Regions from separate parts of the Homo sapiens genome. Here regions 1 and 3 are each linked to region 2. The links are chromatin loops, found by intact Hi-C in ENCODE. Cell type or tissue: GM12878. All regions are shown on one strand. Links, peaks and the distances in the headings refer to the core of each region. The heading gives the core; the rest is flanking DNA. Region 1 overlaps GRM8 (glutamate metabotropic receptor 8). Region 2 overlaps GRM8 (glutamate metabotropic receptor 8). Region 3 overlaps GRM8 (glutamate metabotropic receptor 8).

Region 1 (6,640 bases), core at 771-5,770, 100 kb after region 2:
TAAAAATTATGTGGATTTGAAAACATCACTGCCCAACATTTTAATATTCTGTCATCTGAAATAGAAAATCGGTCATGCCTTTAAAAAATAAAGCAAAGGCAGCACAGGTTGTAAGTGTTGCTGCTGTTATGTAAGTACAGCTTAGCCTTCTGCTCTACAATGCAGGTTTCTATCTTTAGGTTAGATTTCAAGTGGCGATGCATTTGTCAGTCCAGCTTTCTCAGATCATAAAATGATCATGTCTGTTGACACAATTACTGATGCTGCTATTCAGGACTGGAGAGTGATTGAAGAGAATTTCAAAGAGAAAATATATCCAGTTGCAAATGGAGACATGGGTGAGTTTCAAAGGCAGTAAACTCACTATTCTTACATCGAGCCTACAATTGAAATTTTCAGTTCCAATTTAAAGTAATAGTTTACATTCATACCAGGTGGATTCCTGAAAGTTCCAATTCATACTCAGATTTACAGGTGGAAGGACTTACAGAATCAATTGAGCATTTTTTAGTTCTGATTCTAAACACACTGTCCACCACTTTTTTCCCAGTATAAGTTGTTAAGCCATCTCAAAGGTGTTTTAGAAGGAACTGTTGCACAAGACAATGTGATCTATTCAAGAATTATCCAGCACAACAGTAATTGAGACGAGGTTTGAATCTGTTTGTTAAAGTTGGAGAGCGCTAACAGCTTACCAACTAGTGTCAAAATTACCAGTAGCTGGCTCAGTGTGGTGGCGTATGCCTGTAATCCCAGCACTTTGAGAGGCCGAGGTGGGTGGATCACTTGAGGTCAGTAGTTTGAGACCAGTCGGAGTAACATGATGAAACCCTGTCTCTACTAAAAATGCAAAAATTGGCCTGGTGTGGTGGTACATGCCTGTAATCCCAGCTCCTAGATTACAGGCTGGGATGAGAATGAGGCTGAGGCATGAGAATCACTTGAACCCAGGAGGCGGAGGTTGCAGTGAGCCGAGATCGCACCACTGCACTCCAGCCTGGGCCGTAGAGCAAAGGTCTGCCTTAAAAAAAAAAAAAAAAAAAAGCAAAAGATTACCAGTAGCTGACACTTCCTTCAAGATCAGTATCAAACTTGTTCTGACTTTCCAGCCATCTGGAGCCCATTTCCCTATGCACATTACTCACACCACTTATAAGCCATGATTTGCTCTGGAAAAACACATGTGAGGGTGCTTTGCATCAGTACCCGTCTCTCTCTTCACTAATTGTAGCTGCTATTGCTCCACCTAGCTTGATTCTTGAATTCCTGATTCCTAAACTATTCCTGGTCTTTGGTTAGATTCACTACTTTGGTCTTTGCAATGTATCTTTGTTTTCCTGATTCCTTACCACTTTTGATATTGAATGATGACTTATTGCTCTTTGTACAGGCCATTTAGGTACAGTCAGCCCTTGGTATCTGCAGGTTCCACATCTGTGGATTCAGTCAACCACAGGTTGAAAATATTCAGAAAAAAAAGGAATGGTTGTGTCTGTGCTAAACATGTAAAGACTTTTTTTTCTCATCATTATTCCCTAAAAAATGCAGTATAAAAACTATCTTCGTAGAATTTACATTGTATGAGGCATTGTAATTAACCTAGAGATGATTTCAAGTATACAGTAGGATGCATGTAGGTTATAAGCAAATATTACACCATCTTATATAAAAGACTTCAGAATCCATGGATTTTGGCATCTGGAAGGTCCTGGAAACAGCATACAGAGGCATACAGAGGTTGAGAGGGTGGCTTTGTGGTTAAGCTACCTAGATTGAGGACAGCTTTGCCACTTACTTTATGTGTATATATACATGTATATACACATGGCCCTTGGCAAATTAGATTTTCTCACTTTGTGTAATTTTCTTCAATTGTACAATTATGATATCAATAGGGATGTTTTAAGATTAATAAAGAAATACATAAAAAGAACTCTGAACTATACTTGGTACACAGTTGTAAGCTATTAGCCATTTTTGCTCTTCACTGTGGTACTTACATGTACTTAACTCTCTGCTAACCTACCACAAATCATAAATGCTACCTAGAATTTTGATCCTACCCTTCCACCTTTTTAACCCTGAGCTTACTCAAGTTGCTTTATGACAGTGAATTATAAATTTGTTGAAATGTACCTTATAAATGTGATCTGTGAAAATTCTTCAAATCCAGTAACAGATGCCATATGTTAGTATGAATTTATGTTAATTTTAATTCTAAAAATTATTCTCTTCTGATTTATTATTTTGTGAAACCAGAATTCCTTTATAATTTATAGTTTAAAACAAACTTAAAGTACATCTTTATATTACTTTTTGGTATTCACCATGTGCCTAGCAAGCACATATATATAGTGTATATATATAATATACATACATATACACATACTTTGTCAATATACACATACATATATACGTACTTTGTCATACACATATGTTGCCATATTTCTATTTTTACAGTTTGCCCAAATTCTGAGCATGCAAAGATGAATAAGATATGACAATGAATGAATAAAAAGATCTTACTAAGAAAACATTAAAACTTTTTTAGAGCTACTCATTACATTGGTATTAGCTAGAATTTCATATTTTAATTCTTTACTCACAGTGAATTTTATAATAGGAAGTGTTGTACAGCAACAATGGGGAATTTCCAGAAATTTCTTACGATCGCCACTTGTGGTTGTTTTACTAAAACTGAAAGGAAGATTGTCACAAAAGTGAAGATGGATCCTGGCAAGATGGAAACAGAAGCAGCAAAGAAGTGCCCTGTGCTGGTGTGCGAGAAAAATGTACAGAGACAGTAAGGATGGACCAAGAGTGATTCCAAGGTGGTAACTGAGCACCTGAGCCCGTCTCTGTCAGATACATTTTACTTTTCTTTGTTATTTGCTATCCTTATGGTAATGGATCCAGAGCATTATCCAGTCTTACCCTAATACCGCTGCCTTTGCTCTCTTTTAAGATTTCAAAGTTTTCTTCTTAAATATACTCTATTGAGGAGAAAATCGCCAGCAAGGCAGTGTGAGGTCTTCTGCACTTGCCAGTGTCTGTTGGGAGACAGTATTCCAGTGAATATCACAGGAAGATATCCCTGATCCCTTCTTTAGGGGAGCAGCTTCCCCACAGGCAGCTCATTTTTCAGAGCAAGAATAGGGCTCTATCTTATCTTTTTCTTTCTGTTTCTTCTTTGTGCTGTTCCTTGGCCCTTTACTTGAAAACAATACTTAATAGTATATCCATATTTCTTTCAAGTAGTTTTATGAATTACAAATAAAACTAAAGACACCAATGGACACCAATGAATAAGTCTTTCATTTATATCTGATTAGGGAAAGAAACTAAAGACAATGGAATAGAACTGACATTCTCTTTAGAGGCAAAATGCATTTTTGGAACAAAAATACATACATTTGGAGTCTTTTGATTACATCTTTTTAAAATAAATAATCTGAACCATGACTGACATTTACAAGACTGGAGGTTCTCTCGTGAAAAAGAGGAAAGTTTTCTAATCAAAATTGTGGACACATTTTTTTCTTTTTTTCAAGACGGAGTCTTGCTCTGTCACCCAGGCTGAAGTGCAGTGGTGCAATCTCAGCTCACTGCAACCTCTGCCTCCTGCGTTCAAGCAATTCTCCTGCCTCAGCCTCCCGAGTAGCTGTGATTACAGGCGTCTGCCACCACACCTGGCTAATTTTTGTATTTTTAGTAGAGACGGGGTTTCACCATGTTGGCCAGGCTGGTCTTGAACTCCTGACCTCAGGTGATCCACCCACCTCGGCCTCCCAAAGTGCTGAGATTGCAGACATGAGCTACCACACCTGGCCCACTTTTTTTTTTTTTTTTTTTTTTTTAAAGAGGAGAACTGCTTCTCCATTGTCACTCTAGTAGTGTCATCCCTGAGCCTTGGTTTGAGGATTTACAATAGTAGGTACTAATATGAAAAACACAAAACAATAACTAGTTTTAAAGGCTTGACTGACTTTGAGAACTGAAATTATTCAAACATGCAGCTGCTTTCATGAGTTATTTCATTTCATGGATACGAAGTATTTTGTCTCTCATTCAAGTAACTTTAAACAAGGGGATAATTCTTCAACTATATGTATCCAACCCCAAGATAATTTATTATTTGGGGAAGTAAGGGTAAGAAAGTGCTCAAGCTGCTTTTGGTTTTTCAGAGTTGGGAATATGTTCACATTTCAACTGGATGTTTTTGGTGCTTTGTAGAGATAGTCATTGTACTTCATTTTAGTATTCTGAGATATGAGTTTTCCTTGATATGTCCTTTTACAGTCAATCAAATTTCTTTTCATGGGCATTAGCAAATATTAAGCAGAAAATATTCAAATGTGTGGTTCAAAGAGGGATTCAATCTGAGAGCATTTGTATTCCACACATATTTTAGGAAGAATAAAGTGAGCATTTGCATCTGTACAAGTAAACAAACACTGAATAGAAAACTGAGCTAAACAGAGCTATAAAGTTTGAACAACAGTAACAAACTGCTAGTAGGTGCTTCATTTACTGATCTGAAGTGTCAAATAGCAGAAACCCTCGTAATAAATTGTTTTGCTTTAAAAATAATTTGATATAAGAACAATTATAAACAATAACTGGACAAATTAATAAGAATATGAAATATAACAAATATAGTAAATGCAGGTATTTGTGGTAATTGTTCATTTCCAATAATTAATGGATCTGATTTATGTTTGGATCATATTTCTGTGTGACAAGACAGGGATTCTAGTTTATAGCTGTTCTTAGCATTGTCTGGTAGTGACGCAAGATAAATTTAACCATACACTGTTGGTTATTCTGCCTACCCCTTAGCCCAGGCTATGAAGATAGTCTCTTGGCCTGAGCAATTAATAGGAATCTCCTTTCATCATTTACGTAGTTTGCTTCTTCACATCCAGCTATGAGCACTCTGCAACCTAACTTAGTACCGTGTCATGGGATCGACTATAAATTGTACCTTACTCTCCCCTATTCACATGCACCAGATTAAGCTTTCTATGAATCTATCAAAAAGATAAATTGCGTCTGTTTTGTTCTATTGGTGTTTCTGTTCTAAATAATTTTATTTATGTTCTTTGTTTTGTTTTTAAGTGTTTCTTTGAGTTTTAACATCATAATTTATTCTTACTGCTCTCACATTTTCATTTTGAGTTATAGGCAACACATCCATCATTTCCATTCTAAAAAGAGGAATTTCTGTGCCACAAATTGGAATCTCAAATTCCAACTTACTCTTTTCTTCTTACATTTATCCTATTATTTGCCAAACAAAACAGGAAGTTCTTTAAGAATGATAAATCTTAACCATATGATGTTAGTAATATATTAGAAACAAAGTTATGTAATTTAGTGCCCTAAAAATAACATATATGACAATAAAAAGAAAGACTGGAAACAAAAACAGAAAATTTAAGAAAAACTATTTCTGAAAACTTTTATAAAAATAATTTTGTTTAACTATACTTTCTATCTCATTTCTTCCTCTAAGCAGACTATTTCTAGTTTTTGTTATATACCATGTGCTTTGCCTTTTGTTCTTTTCTTCCTTGTGACTCTTTTTAATTTTAGTTTTTTTGAAATAGGGTTTCATTCTGTCACTCAGGCTGGAGTGCAGTGGCACGATCATAACTCACTGCAGCCTCAACCTCCTGGGCTCAAGCAATCCTTCCACCTCAGCTTCCTGAGTAGCTGGAACTACAGGCATGTGCTACCACATCAGGCTAATTATTATTATTATTATTATTATTATTTGTAGAAATTGGGTCTTGCTATGTTATCTTGGCTGGTCTCAAACTTCTTAGCTCAAGCTGTCTGCCCACCTCAGCCTCCCAAAGTGCTGGGATTACAGGCATGAGCCACTGCACCTGGCCTCCCTTATTACCCTTTTGCTTGATTTATTATTGAGTTGGTTTCTCTAAAACTTATCTTTTTGTTTTTATTTTTATCTACAATTTAAAAAAATCTTATGTCTGTATTTACACATTTAGTAATTAAAGATGTGCCATTTTCTGTTCCTTTACACTGAAACTAATAGCTTAAACAATTTTAGGAAGCACTTAATTCATTTTAAATTTCATTTCTTTGAGAAAAGATTGGAATATATTTTTCCAAATATGAAACAATGATACATTATTAAATATGTACTTGCAGAAGATAGGCATTGAAAATGAAAAATAAAATAAAGTACAAAAGAGTACCATGAACATTGGGAGCAAATCCCATTTTGTATCTTTTGCAATTTGGTGAGTAATGAAACTAACTGCCCTGCCACTGGAAATCCAAAATGCCTTCAGCTTTCCTCTTATGTTTAAGTGTACGCTTATATTTTGATTGATAAGCTATCATTGAATTGCTTTCCAGCTGTATATCCATTTTTACAAACATCATCACCTAACAAATCTCTTGAGATGAGTGCAGTGAAACCATATTTTGTATTGTAATCAATACAATTGGGTATTAGGTTAGCCTCTAAGCATTCAATATCTGAGTCTAAGTTCAGATTACTACCATGTGATATTCTTAATATATTCAAAACTAGATGTATTAGATGTACTAGAGGGTTCATGTTATGCATTGGGAGACGGAGACAGGTTATAATCCACCCCAAGCAGAG
Region 2 (6,640 bases), core at 623-5,622:
ATGATCACCAATGAAGCCGGGGCTATTCATGCTGGCTGACCCCCATCCTGTAATGAGTGGAGTCCTGAGGGTCCCAGGGCTGGGTTTAGAAAGTGATTTAGAAGGTACAATGTATTCTCCTTTTGGCCTTTAAATGTTTTACAAGGGTACACTTAGAAACCTGAGTTTTTTAAAACATATGTTTTATATTAGAAGATATAAAAATTCAAATTCAATAAAGATCATTTACAAGAAAATAAAGAGATTTTTTTAAGTTTTAATTTGTGTAGGTATATTGTAGGTATATATACTTATGGGGTACATGAGATGTTTTGATACAGGCATGCAGTGCATAATAATCACATCATGGGAAATGATGTATCCATCCGTTCAAGTGTTTATGTTTACACTTTGTGTTACAAACAATCCGATTACACTCTTTTAGTAAAATGTTAGTAAAATGTAAATTAAGTCATTGTTGACTATAGTCACCCTGTTGTGCTATCAAATACTATGTCTTATTCATTCTTTCTAACTATTTTTTTAACCCATTAACCATCCCCACCTCCTCTCCATGCCATCTCTCTTACTACCCTTCCCAGTCTCTGGTAACCTTCTATTCTCTATCTCAATGAGTTCAGTCGAAAAACCTGATTTGTTTTGACAGTTGATACTGACCCTTATACATTTATACTTTACTGGACAGAAACTAGGAAGTGATTGGTGTGAAATATAATTTGGGCAGAAAAGTTCACCTTGGACTTTCCCAAAAAATATTTAAAGGTAGTGCTCGTTATAAGAATGACAGTTTCATATACTTTTGTTAATTCCCTCTTGGAACTTTAACCAGAAGTTTTGGCAGCCTGATTAGTCAGGGGTATTTTCTGAGAAAAGAATAATTAAGGACGGATAATTGCACTAAAAGTAATTAAAATATTATTCAGCCATACTGATTTTAATATTGTAGTAGACTTATATTACTAGCCAGGGAAATCAGTAGACTTCAATAAAAAGTGTAGACATGTATCCAAACACCTGTAATCATTTAGTATATAATAGAAGTGGCATATAAAATTAGTGAGACACAATATGTTTTATTCAAAATATAGTGTTGGCACAAATTTGGAGAAAATTAAACTTAGATTTATTTGTATCATAGTCTCTAAAATAATGTTCGTAGATATTAGGGAGTTAAATAATCCCTAGCATTTATTATTTATTATGTGCCAGATATTATGCCTTGCACTTTATATAGATTATCCAGTTTACTACTTTTAACTGCTCTGTGAGGCAAATACTAGTACTACTTATTAGTTTTATGATAAAGAAATTAAAGCACAGATCAGATTAATCATAGATCAGTGGAGGCAGAATAGATCATAAGATTAAGGTCAGTGTTAGGAATGGCTTCCAGTCCCCACGCTTTTAAACAATGCTCGTTAAAAGAACTAAATGGAACTACTGCTGAATATGTATATGTAGTTGCAGCACAGAGATCTTTCAAAACTTGTCACCAAAAACAAAAGCCATGAAGGAAAAAATTTAGCTACATAAAAACTAAAGGCCTCCCCTCTTGAAGAAAATACCTTAAATGAAATAAGACAAATCAATGATATTTTAAATGTATATGACAGAGGATGGATTAATATATTTAATGTAAAGAGGTCTTTTAAAAAGCTTAATACTCTAGGAAAAAAATGGACAGTAACATGAAACCAATATACAAAAGAAGTGTAAATGGCCCAAAACATGAAAAATGATTAGTCTTACTAGCACACAAATAAATGCAAACAAAATCAAGGATATCAATCCACACTTTTATTTGAAATAGTGGAAATACAAAGACCTAAGTTTTTAACTTTAGAGAATTGATGAAAAGCAGTAGAATTTAATGCAGTCTTTAATGTTTTAAGAATAAAATGAAATGGCAAAGCACACAATGTATTGCCAAGTAAAAAGAAAGGAAAAGGGTCTCACTTTTATTTATAAACAAGGCACAGATCTGCATATGAATTAAATACTAGTATGTAGTGCACCAAATTGTTAACAGTGATCAGTTCTAAGTGGAAGGCTTATTATGGTTGAATATTTCTCTCTCTCTTTAAAAAATCTTTCACTTCTGTTTTCCAAATATTCTAAATGGACGTATCATATTTGTATTTAGGAAAAAAATATGTATGTATAGTGAAGTAAACACTCAAATCTAAAGCCACTCCAGAGCATCACTTCCCTTTTCTAGTTATTTTTAGTTTACAAAGCTCAATCACGTACACATTATTATTTAACAGAAATGCCACCACAGGTAGGTTCCCCCTGCCACTTGTAATAGCTTGATTTTCTATTTCACAATTTTGGAGATTGTAGGAGATCGGTCAGGGTGGTGGGAAAAATTATAGAAAGATGGAAACATTCCTGGAAGGCTGGGAGGTTTTGCAGAAGCTTTGGGAAAGGATTGGGCTGAAGGCAGCTGAATTCTCTAAGAGTAGATAACAAGGAAGTGTAAGAGAATTGATCAAGGTAAGTTAGTTTACTTAGGCCTCTGAACCTGGGGGCGGGGCGGGGGGCGGGGCGCAACCATATTAATTACCTACAAGTGTGTTGCCTCAAGGCCTTTGTCTTTATATCTGTACTGAATAAATGACTGTAGCGGCCGCTTGTCAAGGCTGCGGCCTCTGTGACTCTTTACGGCATCCTCCTTGATGTCTGTGAGTGGCTCGGTCCCCTAGCCGCGCGGCCAGGCAAAACACCTGTGTCTGTGTACGTTTTTTCATCTGTCATTTGGCCAGGGTCTGCTGGGCGGGCCCGGCAGAAGACGAAGAGGATTTTTTTTCCAATCTAATATTGGGATTTCTGGTCTTCCTTCTTTACATAAAGTATATTCCTCCATTCCAGTTCCTTAGAGCACATACATCATCCCTGGTTCCCTGGTGTAAAAAGTTGAAGTATTTTGCTCCAGTTGATCTAGAATGTGGTCTTCTTATAAACTGTTAACAGATAAACCCAATGCCACAGGATTCATCTTGGACCAGGTTGCAGTATTGAGTGGACTGTGGACATAGATAACAGGTGATACATGTGCCTCACATTTATCATCCCCAAACTTCTTGGATTCGATGCTCTCTTAGGCTCCTTCCAAGACTGCCAGTTTTAGATCCTATTCTCTGCTCATCCAGTCCTACTCATTGGTTCCAATCACTAGTTCTGTTCTTTGTAAATCATTTTGCTTTCTCCCTCAAGTATAAGGCCAGGCCATTTTCTTTATCTTCTCTTTGGTCTCTGGAGAAGCATGACTTTATTCTTTTTGGAATTTGAGTTCACCAACATTTAGCTTCTGTTCAGAACTGCTTTCCATGACTCTGGGAGCCATAACTCAGCTCATGGCTGATGGACTGTTGTTGGAAATGTGTGGCCTCAGCATATGTTATGCCATCAACTTCACTCAGCTGAATCTCACCTGTTCTTTCTGCCTACTTCTCTTTATTTATTTTTCCTGTTTCCCCTTTTGAACTCATATGACTTTTAAAAGCTCTAGTTCCATTAAATTCTTTCCCAGCGGCTCAGGCCATTCCAGCCAACACATCATCAGCTGCAGGCTGTTGTTTCTTCTTTAAAAATTAATATAACCGTTAGCATCTCTTTACTTAATTTTAGTTTGTCGTTTCCGGCTTTAGAGAACACAAATCTATAATGAGGATTAGGGAGGAGCTCCCCCTATGCATACACAGGCCACAGGCCTTCTTTCCTGCACGCTTTAAATCACTCAGCGGAGGCTCCTCCTCTGTGGGTTTCCCCACTCACTCCACCCCCACCACAATAGCTCACTAATTAAACAACTGAATTCAAAGGTTCAAGTACATTCCCAGCATACACACTATGTCATTAGGTTTATGCAAACAAAGTAGTTTTACTGAATTTATACTTTTGACCTGTTATGTTTAGGCAAACACTTTCTTCCTAAAGCCTGCAGACTCTGGAGTTCAGAAGTTCTGAAATTCACAGAAGCTGAGAGTGATAGAAGCTTGGAACTATTATACATGCCCTCTGATTTCAAAGTTTATGTTCCTAAAGCATTGATTGCCCTAATAATTAGTAAACGTTAGAAATTTATATTTGGTTTACTAATGCTGTGTAATTGTTATCTTGTTTGTAAATTGGAATTGTATGTGACTTTTTTGGGGGGGGGTTGTTTTTACTGCTAAGAAAATATGTCAGTGTCCACTGCTCTATTAGGTTGGTACAAGAGTATTTGCGGTTTTCACCACAATTAAAAACCACAATTACTTTTGCACCAATGTAATATTTAATGTCAAGCAAGTAACTTAAGCTCATTTTTCCTTTCTAAAAGGTTATTTTTGTGTGTACAGGCACAACCTGACTTGATCTCGTAACTTAAGCTCATTTTTCCTTTCTAAAAGGTTATTTTTGTGTGTACAGGCACAACCTGACTTGATCTCTGTGATTCCATATTAATTTCCCTATGCCTTATTTTCCTCACCTAAAAAAATGAAGACAGTACCTCATGGATTTCTCTTGAAGAATAAATAATAGAAACCATTGTAGCACTCAGTAAATATAAATTGCTGTACGAACATTACTAAATCACAGCCATTGTGCTGTCTACATAAGCACTTTTCATTTGGGTTCCTTGCTAATGCATTAATCTGTTGCCAGAGGTAAGACCCTGCAACCGATGTCAGAAGTGGATGAATTTGTTTCCCTGAATATGCCTAGCTTTTAAAGGCTATGCTTACTGATGAGAGGCATAACTTTTTATTATTATTATTATTAATGATAAACACAGCTACTCTGTGAACACAAGCATCTCCAACATGCAGAAATAACCCCTCTCTGTCCAACTGTTAACTCTGATCTTCTTTTAGTGGCTGTGGTTCTGTTTGGTAGGTCTTTTGTTTTTTTATTTTTTTATTTTTGAGACAGAGTCTTGCTTTGTCATCTAGGCTAGAGTGCAGTGGCACAATCTCGGCTCACTGCAGCTTCCGCCTCCCAGGTTCAAGCGATTCTCCTGCCTCAGCCTCCTGAGCAGCTTGGGATTACAGGCACGTGCCACCAAACCTGGCTAATTTTTGTATTTTTAGTAGAAACCATGTTGGTCAGGTTGGTCTCGATCTCCTGACCTTGCGATCCGCCCGCCTTGGCCTCCCAAAGTGCTAGGTTTACAGGAGTGAGCCACTGTGCCTGGCCTGTTTGGTAGGTCTTGCTTCCAAAATAACATGAGGAGGAGTGGAAACTGTTAGCTCTCTCACCAATTCAAATGCCAATAAGATGCCCCAGGCCGTCAAGGCTGGCTTTTGCCTAAGCCCCTCCTTCACATTTCTCACTGTTTTGACTACCAGAAGGAAAGGATGTGTGGGGCACAGTCAGCAAGTTACTCTAGTTATCTTACCCCAATCTCCAAATCCCCAGAACTCTGGCATTTAATGCCCCTTGGAATTATTTTATTGTTATTATTTCTAGTCTATAATTTGTAACCCCACTCTTCCCCTCCCCAACAAATGGAAAGCCAATACTAAAAGTTCAGTGGACAGTTCCCTGAATTTGATGATTGGTAGGCAATTTAAGATAAATTTTATTATTTATGTTACATTACCAGCTATGAAGAAAGGGTTGAGTAGAATATCTATTTCTCTCAATAGGAGAAAGTGCAAAGATTAGCCCATTTTCTGTGTGTTTCTATAAATATAGGTACCCTGGAATGTGATTTTAATGCTATATCTTTCCCTTGTGTCATGCTTTGGAAATGTATCTACCTTGGGAGTCAGTTAAACCACATGTGGATGTTTTAAATAATCCTTGTGATTAAGCAAGTAAAATATCTTCTTTAGATTTGGACCAGCTATTTTGTTTCCATCATAATTTTGGACATTATTTGATAAATTAAAACAATAATACTGATTCAGATGCCTAATATGTTTGTAATGAGATATCCAAGAAAATGTCATCTCATGTGTTTATTTCTAGATAGTATCCATCAGAGATAAGCATGGTTTAAGATGAATGACCAGTAGTTGAGACCAAGAAGGATGATTTATTAGTCCGTTTTAACACTGCTATAAAGATACTGAGACTGAGAGAGAGAGACAGCAACAGAGAGAGAGAGAGAGAGAGAAAGACCATAATGCAATCACCTCCCATCAGATCTCTCCCTCAACACATGGGGATGATAATTCGAGATGAGATTTAGGTGGGGATACAGAGTCAAACTATATCAGATGAAATGTTTTAAATTTTCCATTATATTTAAAAAGATTATGGGATGCAACTGGGATCTCATAGGATAAGTGGATAGAGAAGATGGTGGTATGGAACTCAACCAGATGATCTGATACAGTGGGTTCTGAATATTACATTGAAAACATGAGTGAATGATAGACTGGCAAAGGAATATGAAGAGCTAAGGATATTATTATTGTCTTTATGACAATATAAAAGTTATGAAAAGCACCTTTACGCAGAATCAATCACATTTTCTTCCTGAAAAATAAAAGCAATGTTGTACCATCCATTTTATGTATGTTCTTTTTTTACTTTTCTGGCCAAATTTTCTCAGTTCTGTTTCTTTGGGTCACTTCTTGCATTTGCCAGAGACATTTCCTCCAGTCAATGATTATTTGCATTAGTTCCCTGTGGCTCTTCCTGAATT
Region 3 (6,640 bases), core at 567-5,566, 140 kb before region 2:
TAATGATAAACGCTTTCAGACAGTCCGACACAGAAGAATGAAATAAAGCAAAGAGGGTGAGTAGGAAAGGCCTGCCAAGGATGTCAAACAAATGGGAGACAATAACAAAACTTGGGTACCAAACAGAATAAACAGCCAAGGGACTCAGTGAAAAGATAGCTGAGTTCAGACCTCATGCTGACTTTCCACATCTGCATGGATGCAAGCCACAAGCAGCAAGCTGTAAGAGGTATCCATGGGTACTGCACCTGATTGAAACCTAGGGACAGAAACAGTGGGTGGTGCAGACCATGTCTCAGTGGAACCTCTAGTAATACTGGGGGAATAACAAAGACTATTCAAAGCAGAATAAGTGGAGGTATTCACACACAGCTTGCTACAGCAAGGGAATCAGCCACCATCACTTGCCTAATTCCAAGACAGGCAGGGGGATGCGGAAGCTTTGTTCAACAAATACATACATGTTAAATAGTTCCAGTTGTGCTCTGATTGGACATTATTGCCATGGGGAAGCTGAAGGTAGGCTAACCAGAGGTGGGGCATCTTATGTGATGGGTTTGGGGGATCATTTTTGGCTTTTTTGGATTGGTCCCAAGTTGAAAGCAGAGTGGAGACAAAAAATAGGGAAGCTGACAGTCATTAAGAAGGTCAAGTCCTGACCTTTCTGAGCCAATTTCTTTAGGAGTTACGGTTTGGCTTTCTAGGCGTATTATTATAGGGATCATGAGTTAGAGTTCTATTACTATTTATGGGCTGACCATTGGGATTGGTATACTCAGCATCTCAGATGGAAGGAAAGTGTCAGAATAGGTTCATGGAGAATATTGAGTGGTAAGAGGACCACAGTCTGGGCAAGAAATTTCACCCTGCTGTTGATTTATTTATTTGGAGGGGAGGGTGCAGTTTCTGGTAGAATAGTTTCTAGCAGAGCAAGATAGAGTTGGTTAAGATTCTGAAAGTCCTACAAATTATTAACAAGCCTCAGCATAGGTAGAGTAAGTCATAACAGAAGCTAGATGTAGTTAATTCCATCTCATATCCTTTGTTATAAACATACAGAGGCATACCAACTACCACAACCAAGTTGCTGTAATCAGCCGTAAAGAAAGGGGCACTATTTGTAGTTCAGGCTGTAATGTTTTCAGCTTGTAGCACATCCTTAATGAGGATAAAATGCAGGTGTCTTCGTTGAATGGATCTTGAAGTGGAATTATAACTAGATTTTCTTTAAGCTGCATCTGTTAGATAAAGGTGGAAGCAGGGAGAAGGATGCAGAGAAGAGACAGGAGAGGAGGGAGCTCTCAAGCCAGGTTTTTCACACAGAAAGTTCTGCGGTCAATAGGTTAATGGCAAAATGTTTACTTCAACTGGCTGCCTGACCTGGCCAATTATGGCAGAAGAATAAACAAAGGAATGAGACAATGAAGCGGGATAGAGTTGGAGGGGATTTGTAGAAAATAAAATGATTGTGTGCAGTCATTTCAGTATATCTTGGTTATGTTTGGAATATTTGGAAAGATAACGAAAAGAAGTGATCCTGCTAAGTAAGAGCTTTCCTTAAAGTAGTAGAGATAAGGGAAAAAAGCTAAGCTGCCAGACAGCTGCAGGGAAAGCCAAGGGGCTGGTGAATCAGGCCAATGGAATACAACATTGATAAGAGCTGTAATTGCAAAAGTGCAGACTGAGAGGACAGTTAGGAGAGGAGATTGAAATCAGTTTTAGAAGAGAGAGTGCATCCCTTTGATAATTACCCTTCTGCATCTTTTGTGATTAGTGTACAAGCAATGGTAAGTTAACTATTCCATTTTTAAAATCTGACCATTAAAACAAAAGAAAAGGTACTCAATCAGTCAGGGACTTGCATTAAGTCATGATAATAGTATTAGTGACGATTTACTATGTGCCAGGCATACTGCCTTAAACTTAGCACTTTAAACACATGATCTCTCATTTAATCCTATGAGGCAGGTGTATCCTTAACACTATGTTATAGAGCAAGACAGTTAGGTTTAACGAGAATAAATACTCTGCCCAAGTAAGTGGTGAACAACTTAAATTCATGGCTGTTTGATACTGGGGCTGGAGTTCTTGACCATTGTAGTCAGCACCCTTGCTTAGAGATAATTAAGGACTTTGTTTACTTGGTTTGTGGAGTCATAGAACAATGCTTAAATCTCACAATAACTAGAATGTGCAGGACTGGAAGAAAGGCAAAGATCATCTCTGAGGATGTGGAAGAATGTAAGCTCTGATTATAGAATTTATGAAAACATTGATAATAAGACAGCTAACCATGAGACTCAAACTACCTATAATTTTTTTTGACTTTGATTTATATTTGAAAAGAGAACCTTGCTTCTCATTACCTTTCTATATAAGTATATACGTTTATGATTAGAGTTCCCTCCTCTCAACTAAGTGCTGGAGGCTGTGTAAGTAGTTTTGTATTTTGAAAGAATTAAACTAGACATCTTAGGGAGAGTATCCATGGAGCTACCCGCAGTCTGTGCCCACACATACCTGTGATGTTACTCAATAAACCAATATTGCCACCTGCTGGTAGCTTCTCTGAACTTCAGACACAAGGTTCCAAAGTCCTTACTAGTAAAGGATGTGTTTTAAAGGGAAATGAAATCATGACACCCAAAACATTTACAATGAAAAGCCAGAATAATTTGGGGCCTCACAGGCACCAAGAGAATCACTAATTTATTCAAAGATGATTTTCATTTACGAATAGATAAGTGACTATTTGGAAACTGATCTCTTTGACCTGCCTCTGTTAAATCAGCCTCCATCTCACTTTCAAGGTCAGTAAATCCTGCTAAGAACGACCTGTACATTTATGCCTGTTCACCAGGTTTGTGGCCCACAGTCTATTAGCTTATTTATATGATGCTGTGATTATGTGAATGAACACCATTTCCTTGAACCAAGTGGTCATTGTCTCCATGATATTCTCAGTGCATTTTGACCTTTGTGCTTCCAAAGGATGAAGATTTTTCTTTCCTAATTTAAAACTTTAATTTTGTGGTTTTATTCCAGTTTGTGGCATGGCTTCTAGTGATTCTGCCATTTATGCTGCAGCTCTTAAGGAAAATAGGCATGGTTAGGATAATGTGTTCTGATGGAGTATTCTGGAAGGCCAAACGAAGAGGCTGGCCAGAAAAATCACAGGTGTGGGGTTCACTCAAAAGTTCTTCTAACTTATTCCACTTATCAAAATGCCCTTCAGGCTCAACTATGTTATTTCAAATGACAGGAGCTCCTTTTTTTTTAAGGCTGAATATCATTCCCTTGTGTATATATGCCACGTTTTCTTTATCCATTCATCCATTGATGAACACTTAGGTTAGTAAAATAAGCCAGGCACAGAAAGACAAATACTGAACAATCTCACTTTTATGTGGAATCTTAAAAAGTTGAGTTCATAGAAGCAGGAAGTTAGAATAGTGATTACCAGAGTCTGGGAGAAGGGAGATTGGGAACATATTAGCCAAAGGATACAAAGTTAGATATGGAGAAGTAAGTTCAAAACATCTATAGTACATCACCCTGACTACAGTTAGAAGCCATATATTGTATACTAGAAAATTGCCAAGAGAATAGAGCATATTTTAAGTGTTCTAACCACAAAAAAGACATACATATGTGAGGTAACGCATGTGTGAAATAGCTTCATTTAGCCATTCCACAATGTATGAAATACCAAAACATCATTTTGTACACCATAAATATATAGTTTTTATTTGCTAATTTTAAAAAGTGCTTCTAACATAACAAGGGAAACGTAGAGCTATCACTGTTCTTCAGAATATTGCATCAGTAATATAGTGACACATTACTTATGTTAGTTAAATAAACCATTAGGCAACTCACTTGCTGGCAGTCCAATGTGAGCAATGTTGATGTTTAACTCTTTTTATTAATAGTTCCTTGTATAGTTGAGAAAGTGTACAAAGCAATAAAATCTGACTCGAAGCAAAGGAGACAGACAACCCACTATGGCCTCTCTTCCCTCTGCAACTAGTCGCTCTGAAAGGGTGAGCCCTCTCTACTTACCTTCTTACTATGAGAGGGGACCCCTTCCGAATATTTTGTTTGCTGACTCTCTCCCTCTCCCTCCCCTCTGCATTGTAAATATTTACATATTTTTATTTTTAACCAACATGCATTACAATAACTAATACATACGTATTATAGAAAATTATATAATACAGAAAAGAAAATATTTAATTAATAAGCTATTAAATACCAGCCACATAGTAATACTATTTTGGTGCCCTCTGCAAACATAAGCATATCATCATTTTCATTTTACCCAAAATAAATTATAAGAAAAATACTATTCATTAAACTTGTTGTTTCTGATATAGCAATATATCAACAACAACCTTTAAGTTAATAATTATAGATCTAGATCATAAATTTTTATGGTCACAAAGCATTCCATTATATACATGTTCATTATTGTTGGTTGCTTTAATAGACGTCACCTCTACCCCTAATTAAGATATGTTTCTACAAGTGGCATTGCGGCATGAAGCATATACACATTTTTAAAGTTTTTTTAAATGTTGGCAAATGGTTATCTAGAGAATGGGAATCAACTTATACTATCACTAGCAGTATATAGGACATTAGTAGGTGAAAAATAGGTGTTATAGCATGGCTTTGATTTGTATTTGTTTGATACAAGGGAGGTTAACACTTTTCGTATGCATATTGGTTGATTGTGTTTCCTCTTTTTTGAATATCCTATTTATAAGCTTGGCCATTTAGATTTTAAAAATTTATTTCAAATATTTCTCATTTTTCTTATTTATTTTAAGCAGCTTTTTCCATATACAATATTACATGTTTATTCATCAGATATTACAAATATTTATTCAAGATATTTATTTGCTTTTTAATAGTACTAATAATACATGGCTTTAAAAATATTTTACAAGTTTTATATTTTTATTCAGTTAAACATATTAATCATTCTTTTTAAGGCTTCTGACTAATATTATTCCTTAAAAGTCTTTCTCAAGGCAGGGAAATATTAGCGCTCTATTTTCTTTTAAACACTTTATTTTAAACGTTAATTAATCTAGAATTTATTTTGGTGTACATTTGAGAAAAGGATTGAACACTTTTTCTCCCCAAATTATTGGCTGGGATACCACATAAAGGATCCTAGAGGGCTGGATATTCTTTGAAACTTCATGCCCTCCAAGTGGCACAGTTGGGATGATGTGAGCTGCAAGCTCAGAGGCTGGTCAAAGAAACAAATTAGCGTGTAGCAAGAGAGACCAACCTCTAACTCACTAATGTTCTACATTTCTTTTTCATTGAATATAAGAAGAATCACTATTGATGAACTAGGGCATGGCTGCATTACAGTTATAAATATTTAAATGGGAAAAATGGGGGGAAAGTCTACTGAAGGCAGCACTTTCATAGTACAGGAGTGAGAAGGAAGCCTGATGGGTGTGCAGATGGACTTCTGAAGGGAGCGTAGACTGCATTAGGAAGGACACTTTGATGAATGATAGAGGCTGGTCTCCTTCCTGGGTCTGTACAAAGCAATGCATTAGGATATGATGAGATTCGTAGAGCTTGTGGTTTTTAAGGAACCACAAAGTAATTTGGCAAGGTAGAATATTTTCATCAGCATTCATCATTATTAATATCATTGTCATTTTAAAAAAAACTTGAAAGTTAGAGCTTGTGTTGGAGGATAACCATGTCATCATACTTGAAAAAAGAGGATGTATACACTTTCTGATTTTGTAAAGTAAGTTGATTATTCCTATTCTAACTATCTTCTGAAAAGGTAATTGGAACTCATCAGCTCCTTTTCCTGGCTTCAGTCTCCTTGGGATGAGAAGGAGGAGATTACTGGATTCTGAAGTTTTGTGCTGATTTGCCTCAAATCCAGGCCTGTCTCATCCAGGTTCTTAGAAGTCTCAATGAGCTAAGTAAACCCAACTTAGAGGGAGCAAACTGGACAGGTGAGGAGGCATAGCAAAGGTATTAGTAATAATTGCTGTTATTATAGCAACAACATGAACCACATTTATAGAATGCCTGCCACACTTCAGCCACTATTTCTTGTACTCTATGAGCAGTACTTCGGTTACTAATAGCTGAGTGCCCCAGCTGGGGAATCTGCTTTCTACAGTCCAGGGATGGAGGAAGAAGGAATGGAGGTACTATCTTTGGAATGAATTTTCTAGGTACAAGGAGGGATTCTTGATACTTAATCTATCCTGTGTTCCTGTGTGCCAAGCTGAGAATCAAAGAGGTTGTTTAAAATCGGTTGTCTGACCTTACTCATAAATATCATCATGTCTACATTATTGTTAGTGTATTTTAAATGATTGCTGCTTGTCTCTTACATCCATCCTACTAATCTTCATCAGACCAACATGCTCCTCACTACTGATTGGTATTTGCCATCTTCTTATTTGTCTCACGTGGGATGTTTGTTGAAAATGGAGATTCCTGAGCGTGCCTTCAGTTTTAGTACCAGGTGTTTCCACTAAATGCTGGAGTGGTACTTCTCCAATTATCAGTGTGTTCAAGAATCCTATGGGGATCTTGTCAAAATGCAGAATCTGATTCAAGAGGTTGGAGTGGGCCCTGAGAATCT

The links. Peaks named below come from ENCODE experiments on the same cell type or tissue, not always from the same donor. Only the 100,000 strongest peaks of a DNase experiment are listed, where the experiment ranks them.
Region 1: it touches region 2 in a loop (2.5-fold over the local background); 1 of 110 quality-filtered maps calls a loop at or near these places.
Region 3: a loop joins it to region 2, with 2.2 times the contacts of the local background. A loop is called at or near these places in 1 of 110 quality-filtered maps.

Annotation. Positions count from the first base shown.
Region 1 is chr7:126,553,555-126,560,194 of GRCh38, reverse strand. The region is part of intron 8 of GRM8 (glutamate metabotropic receptor 8); the gene reads left to right. Among named protein-coding and RNA genes, the nearest start is that of MIR592, 500 kb to the left of the region's middle. In GM12878, for the core only: no CTCF peak of the experiment used is centred there; a DNase peak (open chromatin) is centred at 2,726; H3K27ac peaks cover 667 bases.
Region 2 is chr7:126,654,938-126,661,577 of GRCh38, reverse strand. The region is part of intron 7 of GRM8 (glutamate metabotropic receptor 8); the gene reads left to right. Among named protein-coding and RNA genes, the nearest start is that of MIR592, 400 kb to the left of the region's middle. RefSeq lists enhancers at 3,317-3,366, 3,547-3,596, 3,907-3,976. In GM12878, for the core only: no CTCF peak of the experiment used is centred there; DNase peaks (open chromatin) are centred at 2,237 and 3,737; H3K4me3 peaks cover 777 bases; H3K27ac peaks cover 4,043 bases.
Region 3 is chr7:126,799,174-126,805,813 of GRCh38, reverse strand. The region is part of intron 6 of GRM8 (glutamate metabotropic receptor 8); the gene reads left to right. Among named protein-coding and RNA genes, the nearest start is that of MIR592, 260 kb to the left of the region's middle. In GM12878, for the core only: a CTCF peak has its summit at 2,551 (motif pointing left); a DNase peak (open chromatin) is centred at 2,543.